Regions from separate parts of the Homo sapiens genome. Here all the other regions are linked to region 1. A link is a loop called in an ENCODE intact Hi-C map of the cell type or tissue named here. Cell type or tissue: A673. All regions are shown on one strand.

Region 1 (8,000 bases):
AGAGGCAAGGAAGAGGCGGGAACTCACCCTGACAGTACCTGCCCTGCTGGGCACCATCATGTACATTATTTCATTTAATCTCTACAGGAAAGCTGTGAGGCACAATTATTTCCCCCAAATTTCAAAGCTAAAAGGGCTACATAACATTAGAATTCGTTGGTTGTAAGCAACAGGAGTAATGTTTACTAACGTAGGCAAAGAGGGAATTCTCAATAGGAGGAATGAGGTCATTCACAAGATTGAAGGAAAAACTTCAAAAAAGATGGAGAGCAGAGCAGCTGCAGAGACCCAGGCCCGAGGTGCCAATGGTTCCCACTGGCATTTGACCTGCTGTCTCTCTGTTCAAGATTCAGATTCCTTCCCAAGGGAGAGTCTGATTGGCAGAGCTTGGATCATGTGACTCCCCTTAGCCAGGAGAGGTGAGGAGAACTTGATTGACAGGCTTACAAGCACCGCACAGGATGGGAGATGGGGCTGCCCAAGGGAAATGGAGATGCTATTAGCAGACAAATGAGGACAGGACAAAACAAGAGCAGGTCACTTCCAGGGCTCACAGATCACGGATCCAATGCCCTGCTTGTGCAGAAGCTCAGAGGGGCAAGTGCTCAGCCCACGGTCACACAGGGCGGACACAGGTCCAACACATAGGCCTCCTGGCCCCAGACTTGTGTGAACGTCAAGTCTCACCAGAAGTGGGTATCCAGATCCTTTTACTTCAAACAAGCCCACAAGGAACAACTCTTGCTCTCGTCATGCTTGGAGGTCTTAGCACCACTGTGGACTTTCTTCCACGGTCTCTGAATCCAGGCTCTAAAATACACCCGCTCTAAAATACACCCACTCAAAGGCTCTTCTGAACTTCTTTAACTGCTGCACTGATGGCCACTGGATCTCAAGTGAGAACTAGCATTGCCGACTTCAGGAAGTGACTGTCATAACTAATTTATTTTCATGTCTGTTGTGAAGCCCTCCTGGGGTGGTATAATCCACAGATACAAGCCTGCTTCACCTCTACTAGAAGGGTTTTAAAAATGAAATTAGACATGTTTTTGAGGCAAAATCTCTCACAGCTAACTCCCTGGTTTGGCACAAATTCTCTTAGCATTCGTGACCAAAGGAGACTCCTCCAAACCATTTCCTGTCATCTCCTCTGAGCTGTCAACTTTGATTATTCCTTTCCTGGTACTGTGCCTTGTCTTATACTAAAGGAATAATAAATACCTCCTTTCCCTTTTCTAAATCTAGGACTACCCTGGCACTTTCTATTTCCTACTTTACACAAAACTTTTCAGAAGAAGCTCAAAGGCAATGGCAGCAGTTGCAATAATAAATCACTAGGGAATGAGACCGAGGCTGTTTCTAGGCAGTGACCCAGGAACTGGCTTGTTTGTCCAACATGTGGTGAGCCTACTATGTGCCAGGCCTTCCCCTGTTCTTCCCTCACTGGGCCATTGGCAGTCAGTGTCTTCAGCCATCAGTCAACCAGAACTGCTCTCTGTGGTCCCCCATGGAAGTCCCCTTTCAGCCCTCATTCCCATTCACTTCTTAGCAACGTTTCTTCACCTTGTTCTTCTGTATCCTCCTCACCAGAGCGCAAGCTGCCTGAGGGGGGGACTTTTGTTTTGATCACCACTGACATATCTGCCTCAGAATCCAGAATAGTGCCTGGCACATAGTAGGCACTCAATAAATAGCTGTTGTATGAACAGACGGATGAACCAATGAACCAATAAATGAATGGATCCCTCGTTTCCTTGGAACTCCCTAAATCCCCACACACCAGTATCTCTGGATTCTAGCACAGTGCCTGACACATAGTAAGCGCTTTAAAAATGTGCAATATGCTTGAATAAAATTCTCCTCCCCCTTCTCACTTTGCTCCTTCCCCTCCTTCCTCAGGAATTTCTTTGTCCCTCCTCCTCCCCTTGGCCCCTTATTAAGTGTCTACAGTCCTTGGGGTTTTGTCCTTGTTCCTCTGCAATTCCCACTCTGCAGAAAATGCTCTGTGAGTGATCTCATCCACTCCCACGCTTTCAGCTTCCATCCCCACACCGATGCATGAAGCTGAAAGTAGAAAAAAAAAAAAAAAAACTAAACTAAAAACCGAAATCATTGACTTGGAAGTCCTTAGGAACCTCAAAGCTTGGCAGGTTGAAGGTGTGGCAGAATAATGGATTGAAAATTTAATTTACATTTTGTTTTCCCTGATGTAAGAGAGTCAGAGAAATGATGCGTATTTTATTCTCTGTAATTTTTCCTCACCAATTCTAAGAAAGTACCCAGGACATCTTGCCTCGGGGACGGTGGTGTTGGCTAGACTGAGGGCAAAATTAGCCTGAAGCCTGGCACTTGCCTTTGAAAACAAACTCAGCAAGATAATTCTGGGTCAGAGTTTCTCAGCCTCAGCACTGTTGGCATTTTGAGATGGATAATTTTTTGTTGTGAGGCCATCCTGTGCGTGCCTACCATCATCCCTGGCCTCCATCTCCTAGATGCTAGGAGCACCCTTCCCGCAAGTTGTAACAACCAAAAATCTCCCGGCAATGCCAAACATCCCCTGGGGATGGGGCACAGTGGAGCACGGGGTGGGTGGGTGGGTTACGGGGAGGTGGGAGTGTCGATGGGGGCGGGGCAGGGAATTATCCCTGGCTGAGAAACACTGTGCTAGATAGATCATCCACAAAAGGAGAGAACAGGGGCCCGATGGAAACTGCCAACCTTGGGAATTGGACAGCTTCCCCTACACTGGGAATGGGGGACCCATGAGATTCCAGGAACCACAGTTGGTTCCTCCTTGTTATGTGCTGGGCCACAACCAAAACACAGGTTTCCTTTCCCAGGATCCTCCTGGCTTAGCACGGTCTCTAGTCCTTCCAAGATGGCAGCAGTGTGTAGAGGGAAGGCAGTCTTGGAGCTCTCAGAGTCATTTGGGGTGCTGACTTCCTCGGTCCCGAATGCCTGCCTGCAGGCTTCTGCCTGGTTCCCTGGCTGGGTCCGTGGGCCAGTGATTTCTAGCCTCCCTCTCCACCCCAGGGCTGCTCTTGGCTGCCCCCTTGCTGTCAGGAGCCCCTACTGCAGCAAGACACAGATCAAATCTGTGGGAAGTTTGCTCCTTGTTAGGATAACGTTTGACAAACTGCTTAAAGCATCCCCCAAATCCCCTCAATGTCTTTAGTCCTCTGAGGCTGAATCTTCCAGTAAAGATGACATCCTTTTTAGATCTCTGCTCCCTCCTTGTCAGAAAGTTGTACTCTATGGGCCAGGTACCGTGGCTCATGCCTGTAATCCCAACACCTTAGGAGGACAAGGTGAGGGGATCACTTGAGCCCAGAAGTTTGAGACCAGCCTGGGCAACATAGTGGAGCCCCGTTTCTACAAAAATAAATAAATTAGCCAGGCGTAATGGTGCACTCCTGTAGTCCCAGCTACTCGGGAGACTGAGGTGGGAGGATGGCTTGAGCCCAGGAGGTAGAAGTTACAGTGACCGGTGATTGCACCACTGCACTCCAGCCTAGGTGACAGAGAGAGACCCTGTCTCAAAAAATAAATAAATAAATAAATAAAGCTGTATTCTACATAGCACCAAAGAATGAACACTGCCCAGTGAACGATGATTTCAACTCCATCTCCTCAAAATTGTCCTGCACTTTACAGAAGCTCCTGCTTCACTGAGTCCTTATAAGTGAGTGACATTTTGCAAATACATTGGACTTCCCATTGGTTCCTCCCCAACAGCCACTGGCAACTGGCCAGGCCCAGAAATCCAGATGTGTCCTCTCCATCTGCTAAGTCCTGCCAGACATATGAAGGATGCTTTCTCTTTATCCTTTTCTGTCAGGAGTGTCTGGTAATCCCACTCCTAAACAACCCTGAACATCCCTGCATTTCTGCCAAGCTCTCTAAGGCATTCCAAACTCAGGGCATGCTGTCTCCATCACTGTTGGTTTGTTTGGTGTCCTGTAATGCACGCACATTCTCATCTTCCCAAATGTCTTATGTGCAACCATAGATGGAATTACATATGGACTCTTGGACTTGGGAATAATGCCATGAATTAACATTCTCTTCTAAAATGAATTAATATTTTCCCCTAAAACATTTGTTTATAGAGAATCTTTCTAAAGTGCTCTCTCAAAAAGTCCTGTAACTCTCTTCCAGGGATTCCTTTTTTCACAGCCCATTGATGAAGAGAAAACACGTTTCTCGTTGCTTGAGGTTTCCCTATCAATTTCTCTGTACAGTCCTCAAGTTCTGGGATCGCCAAAGTCCAGTGGGTTCTTCTGCCTCGGAGACTGCCAGCTGAGGCGTGTCAGAGGTCATCCTCCTGCGTCCCAGTTTTTATGTCATGGTAAGTACCAGCAAAAGGCCTGTGTTGGTTGAGTGATGGCCTATCTCTCTCTGCCCATTGCTAATTGGGGTGCACAGAGAATGTATGCGGAGACTGGCAAGATGCTGCCGCCTGTCTATGACCCGTGAAGGAAGGCTAACCCCGGACAGAGGGGAGACCTGGTCCCACTGCATGGCTCAGTTTGTCCAGAGATGCTGTGGTAATGCCTCACCATAGCAGGTCCACAACCTCTCAACCCCACCACCCACCCTGGGAAGTTTCAAGCTCCCACAACATACCCCAGGCAGGGTCATTCTCTGCACCTGGGCCACTGACATCAGGCCCCATCAGAATTTGTAAAGGAACATGGGCTAGGTCGTGGGCATAGAATGACTGAAACAATAGTGATTTCTATGTTCAAGATACTTCTTCCTTCATTTGCCTAGACCTCTTTGAGGTTTCACTGGCCTCAGAGAGAAGGCCTGGGATTACAGGATGGTAGCTTCCATAGAAGGGCCTTGGATCACAGGCAGGTTTGAACCTATGATTTCTTGGGCCTGTCTTGCTCTGGCCTTGGGCAGAGAACCACCCCCATTACTCACACATTGTGCCCCAATCCCACCCACTGAGAGGCCCTGGGACCTGGCTGGGAATCAGGAGCCCCACCCACCCCTCCCACCGGTGGGTAGAACATGCAAGCTGTTGTGTCACTCTGAGCTCAGTCCTGGCCTGTGTTCAGGGCTCTGGGCCAAGCCTCCAGGGGTTCAGTAAGCTGCAGACTCCCCCAGGGCCCTGGGAGTGGAGCACTGTCCTGGGCATCTGCCTGGTTACTCCTCTCACCTCCACAGCTTTGGCTTCATTTACATCACCCTGAATCTTGTTCTGAAAAATCTTTTACAGTAGGAAGGAACCCAGCCAGGGGACCTCTCTGGCCAGGGGCCAAACTCCAAATCAGAGCATTCAGAAGACTCTGCTGCTCACATCCAACCTGCTTCCCCTCTGGCCTGTGGACAATGACTCCTGAGGATCAAACCCACAAGGGAGTGTATTTCTCAGCCTTGGACTGGCCTTGTTCAGGTTTTCTCCTCTCTCCCTACACCCTCCACTCCCCCAGCATAGAGGTTCTAGCTGCCCAGGGCGGGCACTACACAGATGGACTAATTGGGACTGGCACCCATGGGTGTGAAAATCGTCAACTATCTATACTGATTAATGGGTTAGTGTCAACCTGGAGAAGAGTTTAAAGACTGCCCTCAATGTCTGTTTTTAATGTCCTAAACCAGCATACACTTTCATGGGGGGCAGCATCTGTGCCAGGTGCTGTGTATAGCACATTCACAGAATCCATCTCTCTGCGGCCTGAGTAAAGACATCCAGGGCAGACAGAGCAGGAGGCCAGGAGGGGCAGCAAGGAGGCCAGGAGCTAGAATCAGGACATGAGAAGACCTTACTGGCTGGAGCAATTGGACAAAATAGAATGTTCTGGGGACCCAGGGCAAATCCTGGACTTCTGGCAACACAGTGAACGGAGCTGATACAAAAGGGCCTCCCACCTCCCACAGCCACATAGATATGAAGATTGCAAACACATAGTTGAGATTAAAAGAAAGAACTGGGATCCCCAGGCCTCTGGTAGAGACCCCAAAGCCAAAGCTATAAGCAGAAACAGAGAGTACAGTGGTCCCAGGTGTCTTGGACCTAGTGACTTGGGGGGGCTGGGATTTTAATAATCCCAGGGGCTGCACTGTGGCCTTCTGCCTGCACAAGGTAAGAGCATCAAGGGTCAAGGAAAACTATTTCCATCAGTTCAAGGAAGCATCAGACAGATTTCTAGGCCCATGGATGGAAATAAATTGTAAGTCATCTGCAAGAAATCAGAATCCTAGGTGACTCTTCCGTGTAGGTCTGAATTTATATTCCCTAGGTGGTGGAGGAGCCCCAGGCTGCCCCCCGCCCCCACATACACACCCAGAATGATCGGAAATATAAAAGACATTCCACAATCCATGAGACAATCTGAATATCCACTAACAGGAGAACTACTACATTACAGTATCCGCATACAACATTTAGAATGCATGATATATAGCTATATGTATCAACATGGATAAATTTCTTTAAAAAACACAATTTTGAGTAAAAGGAAGCAAATTGAAAAGAAGTAAAAAGGATGATGCTTGTTCTTGTTTATGTTTTCTACATGAATTTTACAATTTCCTTGCCCAGTTCCCCATTCTCCTTCTCGCCCCCACAAAAAGAGCTATTGGTTTTTTTATGAGGATAACATTAAGCTTAAAAATTAACTTAGGCCAGGTGCAGTGGATCATGCCTGTAATCCCAGCACTTAGGGAGGTAGAGGTGGGAGGATCACTTAAGCCCAGGAGTTTGAGACCAGCCTGGGCAACATAGCAAGACCCTGTTTTCCACAAGAAGAAAAAACAAAAACAAAAACAAGAAAAGAAAAAAATTAACTTAGAAAAAAATTAACTTGGGGGAAAATGAAATAGTTATGGGGTCAAATTTTCTAATTCAAGAATATAGCAGACTGCCATTTGTTCAAGATTGTTTTAGTAGCCTTCCAAGCAGTTAAAGGTAGGTTTTTTGTTAAGTTTTGCTTTGTTTTTCATATATGCCTTGGACATTTCTTGTTAAATTTATTCCTAGGTGTTTTATCTTTTTGTTAATTTTGTAGCTAAGTTTATTTCTTCCATTATATCCCGTTATATTCATATATATATAAACAACTGGTCGTTTGTATGAATATAATGAAGGATGTAATGGAAGAAACAAACTTATCTACAAAATTAAAGGATATAATGGAGGATACAAGTTCATTTCTTCCATTATATCCTCCATTACATTCATATAAACAACTGGTTGTTTATATATATATATGAAAGTTAATGATTTATTTATGTTCATCTTGTACCCTGCTACCTTTCTGAATTTTCCTATTTTTGACAGTAGTTCCAAAGTATATCTTCCAAGGTTTTTCAGATATACAATTATATCATCTGAGAATTATAACTTTATTTCTTCCTTTATAATTTTTATACTTCTCATTTCTTCCTCTTATTTAATTTCATTGGTTTCTTCCTCTAGTACAATATTAAATAATAGTTTTGAAAGTGGGAATTCTTCTCTTGTTCCTGACTTTAGCAGGAAATCTTCCAGCATTTCCCCATTATTTATGATGCTGATTTTTTAGTTGAGAAAGATTTTTTCATCTTAAGGAAATATCCATCTATTCCTATTTTATTGAGTTTTTTAAAAATAAAAAACCAATGGTTCCTTTTCATAGATCAATCATTTTAATATAACAAATAATTTAAATTGGTTTCTTAATGTTAAACCATCCTTGCATTCCTAGAATAAATTCCACTTAAGTATGATTTATTATACTTTTAAGTGCTATTAATTTTGTTGCTAATGCCTTATTTTGGATTTTAAAATTAATATTCATAAGTGAAATGAGTCTGGCATTTCCTTTTGGGTTCAGTCTTCACTGGGATTTGTCTCTGATGTATTGCTTAATGTATTAAAATAATTTGGATTTTTTCTCTTCTTTTCAATGTTCTAGAGCTGAATCATTAATATTGGAATATTGGAATTATTTGTTCTTTAATGCAGAAAAAAATTATTTGTAAAACCATTTGGCCTGGTGCCTTTTGGA
Region 2 (8,000 bases), 80 kb before region 1:
TACTGTCACTTTGGGGGCTTCCACATTCAGCCCATTTAGGTATTCAAGTTAGGGGTTTCCTTTGACATTTGCAGAAGTTCATTTAGAAACAACATAGAATTTGTTACCTTATGCAGTGTTAGACTTTTGCAATTCATTTCTCTAAGTGGTCATGCTAAAAATACAGTCACAAAGGAGAAAGGAACTGAAGACATCAAATAATGCCATCTCCTTCATGCTAAAATGTTTCCAAATGATTTAGATGATGTTGTGGGTAGTAACTTATAAAATGATCTAGAATATTCTGAGAACATCCTTAACCTTTGAGATTGACAACTGGTCAGATAGTTATGCCCTTTAATATAACATTCCTCAATATCCTAATCAATGATAAATTCTGAGCCTAATGATCCGGGAAGGCATCTCTGACATTCTCAACTCATTCATTTCACAAATATTTTATTGAACACCTATTGTATACAGGCCTTGGGCTTGTTGCCAGGGATACAATGGTGAACTAAGCAGACACAGTTCCTGCCCTCAACCTGCAGCAGGGTGGGAGATAGAGATACCATAATTCTAATACAAACAGATAAGCTTTGCCAAGGGAAATAAAGAAATGCTATGAGAGCCCCAAGAGGGGCACCCAACCAAGCTCAGATGGTCCAGAAAAGTTTCTTGGAATGGTTGACTTCTAAGCTGGGACCTGGAGGATGAATAGGATGTGGATACATTTGGGAGTCGGGAGACCATTCAATCCCCTATAGTGCATGTGGAGGTTGGGTCCCAGCTCCCTAAGATTTCTGTTATGGGTTGCCAAGATGTCCATTTTACCAGGGTGCTTGTCTATTCCACCTGAAATTACATAAGCTACCCGGCCCTGGACATCTGTGCAATGTTTCAGGAAGCCATAAGAAGGCAGATAGTTTTATTTTTTCAAAGCCTTTCTCACCCAGAAGGGCAGACAGGGTCTCATTATTTGTGGGGACAAGAAAGATACGTAGTAGAGGAAACATTAATTCAGCAAAAGGTTCATTCTTTTTTATGTACAAATTATGCAACGTAATTGTTTTACCATGATTAATATTATTTCAGGGGCCTAACAAACACCATTTACAATGCAAATCTCCTCAAGGCTGCAGAAAGGTACCTGTAATCAGGGAGGGTGTGATGGCTGCCCAGATGGAGTGGGGACAGGATGGAGCGAGTGAGAAAGGGTCACATGGCTCATCTTTGAGCACAGCATCAGAAAGGCCAAGTGGGCATGGCGGTCTCCTCCTTGCTGCACCCAGCAAAGGCTTCAGGAGGACTTTCTGCATCTGTCAAGCATGCCCTCTGAGCTCTAAGCCAATGTCTCCATTTCTACCCTCCCTTCCTGAGGCTTCCCTTTAAAAAGTCACATGCCTTTACTCCTAACCAAGAGAAAGCCACATGACTAGGTGGTGGGAAGATGGGAAATTGGAAAATAACAACAAGGGAAAATGTGTCAAAAGTACCCATCTGTTCTAATTCATCCCATCATTAATAACGTCTCCTCCCCCTCTTCCAGAAAGAAAAAGCAGGAGGCCTCCCACTGGGCTGTGTCCCCATCTCCTGGTGCCATCGCAGGGGCTCACGTGATCTACCGCTTTGATGTGGTTTGATTCTCTAAACGTGTGATTAGCACACACTTTGTACCACACACCCAGTTTTAGTCGTCTCTAGCACTCACCAGTTAGAAGCCCCCAAGCCCCACCACCAAATTGCCCTTGCGAGATAGCTGCTCTCTCTAACTCAGCTTCCCTACGCAGAGGAGCTCCTGATGCTGAATGAAAAATCACCTCGCTCTGCCTATGCTCAAACAGCACAAAACACATCCTGGGAAATATCCTCTGTCACTCTGGGATACAATTTCTCCTTACCTCTTTATTCCCATTGCTTCCAATGTCCTGTGTTATAAATGTGTAAATTCAATAAGCGTGAAATTTTCCAGAGAGAGAGGGAAAAAATCATTATAGCATGGCATATATGTTGGTGAATTGTTAATTTGCTAGAGCAACAATATCACTGCGATGTTACAACTGGTTTCCTTAGTAACATGTTAAAGTATATAGGAAAACACTTTGGGGTAATAAAATGTTCCCATTTGAATTTTGAATAAACTTTCACACGAGGTAAGGAAGTGGGATTCTAAAAATAACAGATTAGGTAATCAATTAACTTATTCAGTCATTCCATGGAATTTTAAAATATGAAAATATTGCACTTGCTGGAAATATGTCAGGTTACCAGAATTGTGTCTCGCTGTGCTGGTCAGTTAAATTTTGAAGAATTACTTAGAAATTTTTTCCTGTTTAACACTCAGCAATGTATGGAAACAGCTCACCTGGGCATTCTGAAATGAAGAGAGTTTATTCTTAAGGGTCCAATAATCAAAAATAAATTACTTTCCTGGTGCTGGAATCCAGCAGCCCAGACTTCCACATCATAATTTTCTGGGGCAATGGTTTTCAAACTTCACTGTACGTCAGATTCCCCTGGAGGGCTGGTTAAAACACAGATTGCTGGGCCCTGTTTCCCAGAGTTTGATTCAGGAGGGCTAAAGTGGAACCTGAGAATTTGCATTTCTAGCAAGTTCCCAGGAGGTGCTGATACATCTGGTTCAGGGACGACACTTTGAAAGCCATGTTCTAGGGGAAGCCTAAAAAATGATCACTCTGGCCCTACATATCTGAGCAATAAAAAGGGATTTCATATCATCTTAAGACAATCTGAATCTTAAAGCAATGGCACAGAGATCTTCTTTCCTTATTCATCATTTATAAAAAGCCATGGCTCACGGCTGTAATCCCAGCACTTTGGTCGGCCGAGGTGGGCGGATCACCTGAGGTCAGGAGTTCAAGACCAGCCTGGCCAACATGGCGAAACCCTGTCTCTACTAAAAATACAAAAATTAGTCGGGTGTGGTGGCACACGCCTGTAATCCCAGCTACTTGGGAGGCTGAGGCAGGAGAATTGCTTGAACCCAGGAGGTGTAGGTTGCAGTGAGCCGAGATCGCACCATTGCACTCCAGCCTGGGCAACAAGACTGAAACTCTGTCTCAAAATAATAATAATAATAACAATTAAGGAGATGGGTCCATTCTCCTGGGAGATGGGGAAACATAGATGGGCCTAGAGGCTGCATGCCTTCCAAAGAGGATAAACAGGGAGTGGGGCCCTCACCTGGCATCAGGCCAACATCACACAGCATGAAGCAGGGCCTCTATTTTTAACCAGCTCCATCGCCAGTGCTCAGCAGGCAGCCAGACACCAAGTAGGAGGTTGGCCAGATGCGCTTCCACTCGAGTTAAGAGTACACTCAGTGAGAAGCTTGATTTTGTTACAGGTTTTACTAAATGTATTCACAAAGTCATTGGTGACAGGAAAATGCTTAAATCGCAGTCCTTGCCCTTTAGCTCCTAATATGATAATCCAGGTCTCCAGGTAGACAGTCAGCGTAAAAAGTAGAAGGTGCCCTGGGCTGGAGTCAGGACATCTTGCTTCTGGTCCTGAATTTGCCGTGACTTGCCATTTACCTTGGGTTCTCTTCCCTTTCCAAGAGGGTCAGACCAGTGTTCTCCAAGAACCCCTTCCAGCCCTAGTATCATAGGAGTTAACCTTAATCCTACACTCATTCACTGTTTTTTGTTTTGTCCTTTTACCATACCAAATCAATTTCAGTTTGCACTAAAGGAAATTCCCTAATTACTGTTTTGTATCTTGCGGAAGATCACTTCCCACAGTTAATTTCTCAACTTCAGTTTCCTTCCTCCAGAAGCTTGCTGTGTCCACATTTCAATTAATTGCCTATTGGCACACACCCGACTCCAAATATTTGTGCAGTTCCCAAGAAAGCCTCATTCAGCTAAGTACCTGATCGCGTCAACCTGCTCTCTGGTTCCAACATCTCAGAATATCCAAGCGAGGAATATGCAAATGCTAGAGTCACCCAGAGAGAATTCATCAGGGGAGGGAGTCACTGGAGGCAGGGAGGGAGTCTCAGATGAAAGATATTATCGCTTGCTGGAGACAAGGGAAATTGGGGTGGGGGAAGGGAAGAAGTAAAGAATCTGAGGACTGCAAGCGCTTGCACCTTACAGCACAGGATGCTGTTTCTTCAGAGAAAGGCCAAGCAGATCAGCTACATTACAAATATGCTATGGAGCTACTTGCAGGGAGCCAGGGTTTGTTTTAGGAGCAGGCAGAAAAGGGAGTATTATTAGAGAGGCTACCCAGGTCTCTGTGCCAATAAATTCATTACTCCTACTTGCTGACAAACTCCTACTATTAGAATCACTCTTCAATGTGTTTTATAACATTGCAAAATGTTTGGGGTATACTGCTCAGTAACAAAAGGGGTATGCAAAATTATATAAACATGGGAATCTCAAACACATGGAAAAGACAAGAAAAATATGCCAATGCTGATTTGCCTCTGGGTGGTGAGATCATGGGAAAGATTGTCCCTACTTTATATTTTTCTTTACTCTCCAGGTTTTCTACAATTATTAAGTACTGCTGTACTGCTTTTAAGGTTAAAAAATTTTTTTGAACTTTTTTTTTCATACAAAAAGCATGCTTTGAAGGTAAGTCACTGTCTTCAAAAAGCTCCTGGTAAAATGCAAATCTATTACCTAAAAGGGGATTGTCCATGAATAGTTGTGCATAGTTTAGTTTGTCATCTTGGTTACTCTCATCTTAGACCATGGGCCACGGATCTTGTTTCATTCATCTTTGCACCTGTAAGCTTAGTCCTGACCTAGGCACAGGATGAGTATCAAATGTTTATTGAATTGTCCCCCAAACAGAGAAGACAACAGATCTCTGAAGAATGGAACGCAGGATAAGCTTTGAAAGAGCAAGGGTCGTTTGGAAAGGCCTGGGGTAGGATGAAGCCCAGGGGATGATATACTGAGGGAGCCCAGTAGAGAAGAAAATAGCACGAGGGCCTTCAGCACTGCCTCCAGGAGGGGATGGAGTGGAACAAAATGGGGTAGGGACGGGGGCATCTCTAAGGCTGAAGATTCCTCACTGCAGTTTCGCCACTAGCCAGCCCTGTCTTTCAACAGAGTAGTTCAACGGCATTGGTAATGCTCGTGTTGAGCTCTAGTTTCAAAGTTATTCCACTCATGGAGACACTAAAAGTAAAATGGAAGTTCAACTAAGGAAAACGTGAGGAGCTTCTTCTGGCAGGATCTGCCTCCCCTGGACTAATGACATTGTGCGGAACGCTAAAGGGAGCTCCAGGGAAAGGTCAGTGGCTTTCAAGTTTGAGCAGGATTTCACAACAAGACCCAGAAAGATATGGAAGAAACAAAGCTCAGATGGGAAATGTAAGGCACAGAATGGTAGAAGGACTTTGGCAAAACCTAGTGACATAAAGCTGTCTGCTTAATTGTCACTGTGCAGGTGCCCAAGGGAAATGGCTTATGTCAAGTCAATGGAAAAAAGACTTCTTTGATTTTCTCATCTGGGGCAAGCTGCTTACACATATAATTATACCTACTCGTTTAATAAATATTTATCGAGTGCCTACCATGTGTCAGGAGCTGGAAATTGGTAATGAATAAAGCAATACTCCCTGCTCTTGAGGAATATGTGAACTGGAAGGAACATCATTTACTGTCTAGTTCAACAGCTGTATTTTATGGATCAGGAGATCACAGCCCACAAAAGGGAAGCCATATGACCCAGAGCACTCAGCTAGTGCTCTTTCACCATTTTTAATACCATGAGGTTGTATACCTCATCACTTCCCAGGGATTGCAATGTCCCCCACCCCTACTCCATTGACAAAAATTCCACCTTCCCTCTAAGGCTTGTTAAAATGTCACACAGTCTCTATGAAGTTTTTTTCTGTGCCCTCCTTTGGTTCCCTCAGCCCACTGTACCTCTATTACAGCATTTGTCACAGTCTTCCTTGAACTTTAGTGAGTATACATCTGTCCCCTCCACTGGATTCCAAGCCCCCTGAGGGCAGAGATGGCCTCCCATTCATCACTATATTCTCAGCACCTCGCACAGCTGGGGGGACTAACATTTATGGAGTAGCTACCAAAACCTGGACACTATGCTAAACGCTTTATACACAGTCACATTTCTTCTCAATCAAGCTCTCTAAGGTGGCTCTTATTTTGCTTGATGTAAAGACGAGGAAACAGAGGCTCAGAGATATTAAATAACTTTCCAAAAGCCACGAAGCCAAGTGGAGAATGAAGGTTGAGCCCATTCTATCTGGCTCCAAAGTCCATGCTCTTCCTCTTATAAATGATATGCTCCATGAGGTCAAGGACGATGTCTGTCTTGTTCATCACTGCATCTGTAGCACCTGGTGCAGTGTCTAACATGGTGGTATTCTACCCATCACACAGATCCCTCTGATTCTGTACTGGAGGAGATTACACAGAATGCAAACCACCAGGAGGCTGGGACCCTTAGGGGTCATCTGGGAGGCCATCTGCCAGCAGAGGGCAAGGTGCAGAGACCGGTTCAGGTGCCGCGTCAACAGATCTGCCATTATAATAACCTAATCATGTTCAAAGGCAGAAATCAAAGTGAACACACAGTAATCTCAAAACAAAACAAATAAACAAAGTGAGCCCTAATTGTGTTGTGTGTGACAACAACACAAGTCCCTGGAGATAATGAATAAAGCAGAGCCACATAGGACAAGCAGCCCAGCCAGGTAGAGGCTGGGAAAATGGTGAGGTGAGCAAGATCCGGGGATGGGGAAGGTTGCAGGGTGCTAGGACCACCCTGGTAACAGAATATATAGAACGTGCACCTTACAGGGAGACTAGCATGCGGCACGGGGCTGAGGGGGGCTGCTAAAAGGAGTTTCAATGATTTCAACACTCATTTCAACTCCTAATTTCTGAGCCAAATCTCACAAGGAACTGGTTTCCCCACCAGGTTGCCGCCAGCTCCCATTCCCCACCTCCCACCAGCCCCCTACTTCCTGGCTTTGCCTCAGCCTCCAACACCAGATCCAGGTTTTCAGAAGTTCAGGAGCAAACCAGGGAAGGCTCAGTGAATCCACATTTTTGTCTCCTTCATCCCCCTCCAGCCAAGAAATGATTGCATGGAGAACATCTCCGAGAAATTGGTGGAAAAAACAAAACAAAACAAAAAAACAGATTTTTTTCCCAGTGGGTCTTTTCAAGCTCTCTTTTCTTTTTTCTTTTTTTTTCTTTTCATATTTACAAGAGAAAACAGCTACCCTTCCACAGACTTGCTTTCTTTTATTGCATGCTGAGAACGAGATAACCCATGGGATTCCTTGGCGCAGTGGCTTCCAAGAAGCTCAGAACTAAATCCAGTGCTCATGTCTCACCCTAGGTTATAAGTTCCTTACAGGCAAGAAGACAGATGTGCTTTTCTTTTTGCTCCTACAGAGCCCAGCACCGTGTTCAGCAAAGGGACTCGACAAAGATGTGTGCAAGTTAAACATTCGCGCGTGTTCCACTCCCACCCCAAGACTTCCCACCCCTCTTTTGAGTTTTTTTAAATGGTCTTATTATATATGGGTTTTTATCATGACCTACCTCAAATCCTTTATGTAGGCAGGCAGGGAATAAATGAATAAGTAAACAAACAAATGGATAACGGACTCCCTCCTGCCTGAGGGTACTTGCACAGGGTTTTATCAGCTCTGCTTCCAGAAAATCCACCCTAACTGATATTGAGCTAGGAAACAACAGTTTGGGAGCTCAGCAGGTTCCTTTTTTTTTTTTTTTTTAAACCTAGATAAGCTTGGGTGCCTCAAGTAAATTCCCCTTTGATTGGTATGTTTCATCAGTTGAACTCTAATTGGTGCAAACAGGTAATTTGGAGATTACAAGATTTATTCTTCTATAACAGTGATTACTGATTGCTAATGATAGTGCTGATTTTTAGGTGTTTAAAATCTTGACAGTTACAATACTCATGTGATTTACTACAGCGTCTTAGAGACAGCCTTCTACAGATCTCTGAGGACAGAGGCTGTGTCCTCCATGAGC
Region 3 (8,000 bases), 98 kb before region 1:
GAAGAAAGGTAAAATCAATGTGTTTTTTTTCAGAAGAAAAGAGGGAGAATGGGTGGAGATATAGAAAGAAGGGAAGAAGGCAGGCAGGCAGGCAGGAGGAAGGGAAGAAGGAAGGGAGGGAGGGAGGGAGGAAAGAAGGAAGGAAAGAAGGAAGGAAGGAAGGAAGGAAGGGAGGAAGGAGAGGTCATCTTGTTGCTAAATCTTGGATTCTTAAATCAACCTTAGCTGTAAAACCTTTACAGAGTAAAGTTGCCAAAATCCCACTCACAATTCTGCTATTACTACAACTAATGATAATAACAGCCACAACCTCACATGTTACTGTTCTGTTATTTTTTAATAAAAAATGTATACAGTTAAGGTGTACAATGAGATGTTTGATATACATACACATAGTGGAATGATTACTGCAGTTAAGCAAATTAACATATCCATCTCCTCACATAGTTACTGCGTGTGCGTGCACACTTGCACGCGTGTGGGTGGTGAGAGCACCTGAAATCTACTGTCATTGAATTTCCAGTATCCAGCACAGTATTATTAAGTACAGTCATCATGCTGTGCATCAGCTCTTTAGACATTCATCCTACATAACTACAACTTTGTACCTTTTGACCAATCTCTCCCCATCTCCTCACCTCCCTGCCCCTGGTAACCATGGTTCTCCTACCTCCTGGACAGAAGAGAGTCCCCTAGCAGAACTAAAGTGAATGGCGATTCTAGTAAGCTTACAGTTGGCTACTTTTCCTGAAAGCTTGGGAAAGCCAGCAAACTCCCCCATAAATCCACCCTAAACAAATTCACACATGAATTCCAGAATGCTATCTGTTACAACTTACAGTTGCGTCAATACAGGATGGAGCTCCCCAGACGGTGCTGGCTGTTGAGTGCTGCAGCGAGTGCGATATTGGCCCTTTAGATTTCACAGACACCCTCTCCAAGTACAAACACACACTCACACACACACAGACACATGCGCGCGCCTACTCCATCGCGGGCTGCGTGGTGTGTGCAGTCAGCAGCCGTGTGGAGAATGTGAAATCACACCTCGCTCTCCTTCCGAGGCAGTGAGATCTTTATTGGTTTGGGAACTGCAACAGTTTGCGTGCTGAGAGGTTGCAGGAGGTTTCCAAGCACCCCATGTGGAGTTTGGTGCTCTGGCACCGTTCACATGGTTCCCATTTTGCCAGATCCTTTCTAGAGGCTCCTTCCGCACAGCCTGGGGAAGGCCCTCAACAGAACATAATGTAAATCTGTGGCTCTTGTTAGTGTTCTCAAAGATAATGCATAGGTTCGTTCAGTATTTGACAGTTCACACAGATTATTTCTATTTCTTACCCTGTTTGCTACTCAAGAGGCACTAGGAGGGATCCCACACAGGAATTATTGACCCTGCTTTGCGGGGGAGGAAAGTGAAGTGCAGAGAAGTCAAATAACTTGCTCAAGGTCAAGTGCAAAGAAGTCAAATGACTTGCCCAAGGCATTAAGTGGTAAAGCTGAAACCAAAATCCGGGCTTCGAGTTCAGGCGCCTTTCCCCTGACTCGCCCTTATCATAATCATAATCTTAAGCTATCTTTACATTTATTGGTAACTTTACAGCACAAAAAGTCACCTATGGAATTCCATATGGCGTTTCATTCTGCTACTTGAATACTAAGACTATGTAATGTTTTCTATTTATTGCGCACAGATCTTTATTATCCTCTCAAGCCTAAGAATTAGGGAACTGTTAGCTAGAAATGAATTTGTGTTTTATGGCAACACTGATTGATAAAATACTGTTGGGGAGCAAGTGATGATGTCATCATGTGGCCTCAGGTTTCGGCTTCACTATTCTATTCGTGTGACCTTGAGCAATTCCCTTCACATAAACAAGGGAAAAGTTGTAGCCAGTGGGCTCCAGAGACATGATCTTAGGTTAGAATTCCAGCTCCATCACTTCCTAGCTGTGCCACCTTGGAGAAGATCCCTAACCACTCTGAGCCTCTGTTTCCTCATTTGCAGAATGGGGATAATAGTAGTACTCTGTCATGAAGGGTGTGTATTAGTGTGCCAGGGTTGCCATAACAAATACCACAACCTGGGCATCTTCGACAACAGGAATTGTCTCATAGTTCTGGAGGCTGGAAGACCAAAACCAAGGTGTCAGCAGGGTTGGTTCCTTCCAGGGACCCTCTCCTTGGCTCACAGATGACCATGTTCTCACCATGTCCTCATGGGGGCTTTCCTATGCATGCACATCCTCGGTGCCTGTGTGTCTGCAAATTTCCTCTTATAAACACACCAGTTGGATTGGATTAGGACCCACCCTAAAGGCCTCATCTTAACTCAGTCACCTCCTTAAGGGCTCCCATCTCCAAATACAGCCACATTCCGGGGTGCTGGGGGTTAGAGTTTTAACATATGAATTTCCAGGGGCAGGGGAACATAATTTTGCCCATAACAGACTATGAGAATTAAATGAAATATTTTGTTTAAGTCACATAGCACAGTGCTCCAGAGCCATCAGCAGGTGTGACCTCTGGTGCTCATCGGTGTAATGGAGATAATAATACCTCTCCCATGGGATTGTTATGATGATTGATGCCAAAGTGCTTCATAACCTACACATCACCTTAACAGGATGAATACTAGGTGCTGGGGTAGGGGTGGTGAAATGAACTGGTCACTTGATCTGGGAATTACCAGGCTATTCCATGGGAGGCTTCAAGGGTATTCTTGCTGGGTCACAGCTGCTCCCCAAGTCACAAGCAAAGAGAGTTTGGGGCCAGGGTAAAGGCTATCTTGGTTTCGGGTGAAGTGGCATGGACAGCAGGTTAAGACTGGTTCAGATGGAAGGAAACACAATGACACTCTCCATGCAGGGATCCTGAACTCAGGTGGAAGCACTCCAGACAGGAACCTGAACGTCTCCAGTCAGTTGCCAGCTGGAAGCTGGTTATTCTAGAATGAAGCCCCAGGGTGCTCAGAAAGGACCTCACTGCCCCCCTTGAGACTAGAGGACTATTAGGTTAAACTACGTGAACTTGCCAATATTTGACTGTTTTTGATCTGCACAACTAGCAATTTCATATAATTTAACTGAATATTAACCTCCACTTTGTGAATTCATGTCTCTGTGCCATTTTATTCTTTGACTGATCCCCATGATTCAACGATTCACTGGTTCAATCTTCAATTCCGCAAACATTTACTGTCGTCTGATGCATGGGCCGTTGTGCTTGGAGTTAAGGAACAAAGCCACCCCTCTTCTTCCTGCCTAAGTTTCAGACGCTTTGAAAGAGATGCGGAGTCAGGCAGATGGAAGCGGAAATGCTTGCTTTGTTACCAATAAGATTGGCTCTGGAGAGCATGCGCAGACAATGGGCCTCCTGATGTTGACCACCAGGATTGGGCAGACCACCATCCAGCCACAAGGGGCGCTAGAAAGCTGCTGCCCTTGCCTTCACTGCCAGGGCTACCCAGGCACAGGTTCTCTGCTGAGACAGCTTCCAAAAAGAAGGGGGAGGAGTTTAAGCTACAAACCTGCTACCTCTCCCAAGCTGGGGGGTGGGGGACCGGAAAGGGAGATCAGAGTGACTAGAGGCCAATTCAGGGCAAGAGTGCAGCTTGCCACCCTACCACCTGGAAACTAAACCAGAGAGAAAGAGGTTTCCCCACAAACAGTAATGGCAGCCCCCACCCCTGCCCTCCCCCCGCCAAATCCCACTTACTGAAAGCCGGTATGTGCACGGGAGACTTTATGAAAGGTTTTGGGGTAATGGAAATAGATTTACATTCCGGCAAAGCTAACACATTATAATTAGTTACTAGAAATCGTTTTCTTAATAGGCTGCTGTGTAGCTCTGTTGTTCCTCGCTCCTTTCTCCCCCTTCCTCTGTATCTCCCTCTCTTCTTTTTACCTCTTAAGGGCATCCTCACACCCCATTTTACTATATAGAACATTCTGATTCTCTTCAACTTTACCCCTCAGTTTCAGTTGAGATATTTCTTTGTGTATTTCTTCTCCCTCCAGAGGACATATCTCTTTCTGGTATATAGAAGCAGCTACCTTAAGAGTACATAAATAATTCTTTAAGCCCTGAAAACCCCAAACCTACTTATGACCTTATTATCCCATCATTTCTGCCACAAAATAAAAACCTAAAGAATAAATCTCAGTTATGCTAATATTTGACAGACGCGGAATCTCCCCCAAAATGCCTTTTTCTAAATACAATTATTCTAAGTACTAATCCAGTGAAGCTTAGTGTTCAAAAGCACAACACTAACAATCTCTGCTCTCCAAAATTAATGTTAATAAATTAAGCTTTGCAATATACAAATTAGTTCCAACCTGAGTCACTAATTTTCATTTTCCCTCTTCCCCTCAAATTAAGAAAAAGTGAGGGAGAATTAAGAAATTAAAGAGAAATATCCAATACTTCTTTCTCCGTAAAGAACGAGTTCCAGAGATGAGGTTTCACTGTGTTGGCCAGACTGGCCTCGAACTCCTGACCTCCAGTGATCCATCCGCCTCAGTCTCCCAAAGTGCTGGGATTACAGGCATGAGCCACCACTCCTTGCCTTTATCCTGTTGGTTTTAGGAGTCAAAGGTAAGCAGGAGAAGTGGCGCCCACCTGTAGTCCCAGCTATTTAGGGAGGCTGAGGTGGGAGGATAGCTTGAGCCTAGGAATTCAGGGCTGCAGTGAACCAAGATCACACCACGGTACTCCAGCCAGGATGACAGAGTGAGACCCTTTGTCTTAAAAACAAAAACAAAAGAGTCAAAAAGATTTGTTCTCACCTGGGAGCTTGAGGCCTCAAAGTGCTCATTGAAAAGAGATTTGGGGCTGGGCGGAGAGGTTCACGCCTGTAATCCTAACACTTTGGGAGGCTGAGGCAGGCAGATCCCTTGAGCCCTGGAGTTTAACCTGTGCAACAAGGCAAAACCTCGTCTCTACAAAAAATACAAAAAATTAGCTGGGCATGGTGGCACATACCTGTAGTCCTAGCTACTTGGGAGGCTGAGCTGGGAGGATGGCTTGGGCGCAGGAGGTTGAGGCTGCAGTGAGCTGTGATTGCACCACTGCGCTCCAGCCTAGATGACAGAGACCCTGTCTCAAAGGAGAGAAAAAAAGAGAAATTTGGTGGCAGTGGGCTATTGTATCCTGGTGATCTTGTGTGGTTCCTGGGGCATTGCTCTTAAGAAAGGGACTGGTAGTGAGAGTGTAAAAGACAAACATCTGGGTGGTGTTGAAATCCTGTAAGGGGCCGGGCGTTGTGGCTCACACCTGTAATCCCAACACTTTGGGAGGCTGAGGCAGGTGGATCACAAAAAAAAAAAAAAAAAAAAAAAAGAATGAGTTCTTTTCTAGTAATCAGCTTTTAGGAATTACACGTCCTTTCTCAGTGATTAATCATATACCTGACAAATCTAAGGAGAAATGTAAACTTGAGGAAAACTACATTTTGATACCATTCTAAAGGAATATTTCAAACATGGGATCAATAACACATTTCTGCTAGATGACCATCTCTAATACTAAGTATCAGGATAATCAAATGTGGAACTGGGAGGTATTTTAGAAACCATCAGATGCGCCCTCCTTGTTAAGCACTAGTTCAAATGGCTTTATGCAGGGAGTCCGAGTAGAGCAGGAACTAGAACCCAGGTCTCAGCTCCCAGCACTGTGTCTTCCCTTCTCATGCCTGTTGTCAGGTTCTACTTTAAAAGCCACAAAAACATCAGAACAGAAACTGGGGTTTTCATCTTCCCTCATGACCGATAATAATAAAATTCTACCCAGTAAAACAAAAGGACAGTTAAGAAACAAAGTATTTGGAACAGATGAATTTGGAATCTTGATGCTATTCCTCCCACCTATCCTATCCAAGAAGCCACTAACTTTCCTCGCTAGAGTTCTCTGCAACAGAGCCATCACTACCCTTCTGATTAACAGAGTACCTCTGGGCTGAGGGCCTCCTGCATCCTGCCTCCTACCCGTGCATCCTTCCAGCCGGCCCACCAGCCCACCCTGCTCAGTGCATGACCCTAATGTGCACCTGCTCTAGGGGAGCATGGTTTACACTTCTCTAGTGAAAGGTTCACACTTGCTTAACAAAGAGAAGGAACTCCATCCTCACTTTAGGTGCTCTTGGCTAAGACAGGGGCTATTTCTGACCTTTGCACCAGAGATAATATGCTTACTTAACTCCTTACTGGAACATAAGAAGGGAAAAAAAGCATGATAGGGCATGCATGACCCAAACTTCTTTAGTTGTCTTAATTGATGTCCAATTCTAATGCCCTTAAAATCAACTCTCACTTATTCTATGAGCTCGTTCATGTATTTGCAGTCAGAAGTACAACATGTATGGAGTAGAAGTGAAACCTAATGACCACATTATGGGTATATCCTGCTAATAGCCTAAGTTATCCGAATGCCATTAGATGCATTCCATTCAACTAAGGAATTAGGGTCAGATGTTATATATTTTTTTCATGTTAGAGGGGGGAAATAAAAGCAGAGTAAGGAAGGGTATTTTTCCAAGGCAACCCCCACAGAGCAGGAGCAGAAAAGTTCATGTGGGAACCCCAGAGTTCTGGTCCCAATCCAGTCCTCTTGAGCAAAGAGAATTTTCATTCCTACTGAGGGTCCCCAGACATTGGCTCTGCTGTTATCATGGCTAGGTAACGAGGGCAAGGGGATGAAGGAGGATGTCACAGACAGTTGTCAAAGGCATAGGGAGTTATGATTTGGGAGCAAACACCTTGTGATATGGTTTGGCTCTGTGTCCCCACCCAAATCTCATGTTGGATTGTAGTGCCCAATAATGGAGGAGGGAACTGGTGGGAGGTGACTGGATCATGGGGGCGGATTTCCCCTTGCTGTTCTCATGATAGTGAGTGAATTCTCACGAGATCTGGTTGTTTGAAAGTGTGTAGCACTTCCCCCTTGCTCTCTTTCTTCCTCCTGCTCCCACCACATAAGACGTGTTTGCTTCCCCTTTGCTTTCCACAGTAAGTTTCCTGAGGCTTCCCCAGCCATGCTTCTTGTACAGCCTGTGGAACTGTGAGTCAATTAAATTAAACCTCTTTTCTTTCTAAGTTACCCAGTCTCAGGTAGTTCTCTTTTTTTTTTTTTTTTTTTTTTTTGAGACAGAGTCTAGCTCTGTCACCCAGGCTGGAGTGCAGTGGCGTAATCTAGGCTGACTGCAACGTCCGCCTCCTGGGTCCAAGCGATTCTCCTGCCTCAGCTTTCCAAGTGGATGGGATTACAGGTGCCTGCCACCACACCTGGCTAATTTTTTTTTTGTATGTTTAGAAGAGATGGGGTTTCACCATGTTGGCCAGGCTGCTTTTGAACTCCTGATCTCAAGTGATCCACCCACCTCAGCTTCCCAAAGTGCTGGGATTACAGGCGTGAGCCACCATGCCCAGCCACATAGTTCTTTATAGCCATGAGAGAACAGACTAATACACCTTTACTTCGCTGAGGCAAAAACTTAACAGTGGGAAACCATTATTTCAATGACAAAGCTTTGTTCAGTTGACTTTATCTCTTAATTACGTGCATGTGAATGCATTTGTCAAGTTTCCTGAGGTGGGATTGATAACAATAAACCTGTATTTCTGCACAATGTTTTAATTCTGGAGGTAGAAGCAGCACAACACACAAGGAAGGAACCGTAGGCGGCCCTGTGCTCATCCTGGCTGCCGCTTGTTGAGTGTGGATTTCGACTCCACATCTATGCAGAGCCTGGAGGCTCACTCAGCCACATTGGGCCATCGGGCTGTACCAGGGCTCTGGGGCCACAAGGTTTCATAGGCTAAGGCAGGGTTCCTGGAATGTCTTGGCCTAAATGCTCCACATCTTGGGAAGACATTCTTCATCATCATCTCCACAAACCAGGGTCAGTCTGACTCCCCCTGCCCTCCACAGGTGTGCCACACCCCCAAGCATGAGTGTAATCATGGAGTTTCTGCCTCCAAGCCACTTCCTGGCCTACTGAGCAA

What was found. Peaks named below come from ENCODE experiments on the same cell type or tissue, not always from the same donor. Only the 100,000 strongest peaks of a DNase experiment are listed, where the experiment ranks them.
Region 2: a loop joins it to region 1, with 3 times the contacts of the local background. A loop is called at or near these places in 8 of 110 quality-filtered maps.
Region 3: a loop joins it to region 1, with 4 times the contacts of the local background. A loop is called at or near these places in 12 of 110 quality-filtered maps.

The regions. Positions count from the first base shown.
Region 1 is chr1:38,584,188-38,592,187 of GRCh38, forward strand. No RefSeq gene overlaps it. Among named protein-coding and RNA genes, the nearest start is that of LINC01685, 110 kb to the left of the region's middle. In A673, a CTCF peak has its summit at 3,061; DNase peaks (open chromatin) are centred at 434, 1,044, 1,934, 3,024 and 1 weaker place; H3K27ac peaks cover 3,148 bases.
Region 2 is chr1:38,504,559-38,512,558 of GRCh38, forward strand. No RefSeq gene overlaps it. Among named protein-coding and RNA genes, the nearest start is that of LINC01685, 33 kb to the left of the region's middle. In A673, no CTCF peak of the experiment used is centred here; DNase peaks (open chromatin) are centred at 3,243 and 3,883; H3K4me3 peaks cover 704 bases; H3K27ac peaks cover 1,868 bases.
Region 3 is chr1:38,486,566-38,494,565 of GRCh38, forward strand. All of the region lies in intron 2 of LOC105378657 (a long non-coding RNA gene), which reads right to left. Among named protein-coding and RNA genes, the nearest start is that of LINC01685, 15 kb to the left of the region's middle. RefSeq lists enhancers at 3,051-3,825, 3,272-3,566. In A673, a CTCF peak has its summit at 3,409; DNase peaks (open chromatin) are centred at 176 and 3,436; H3K27ac peaks cover 2,938 bases.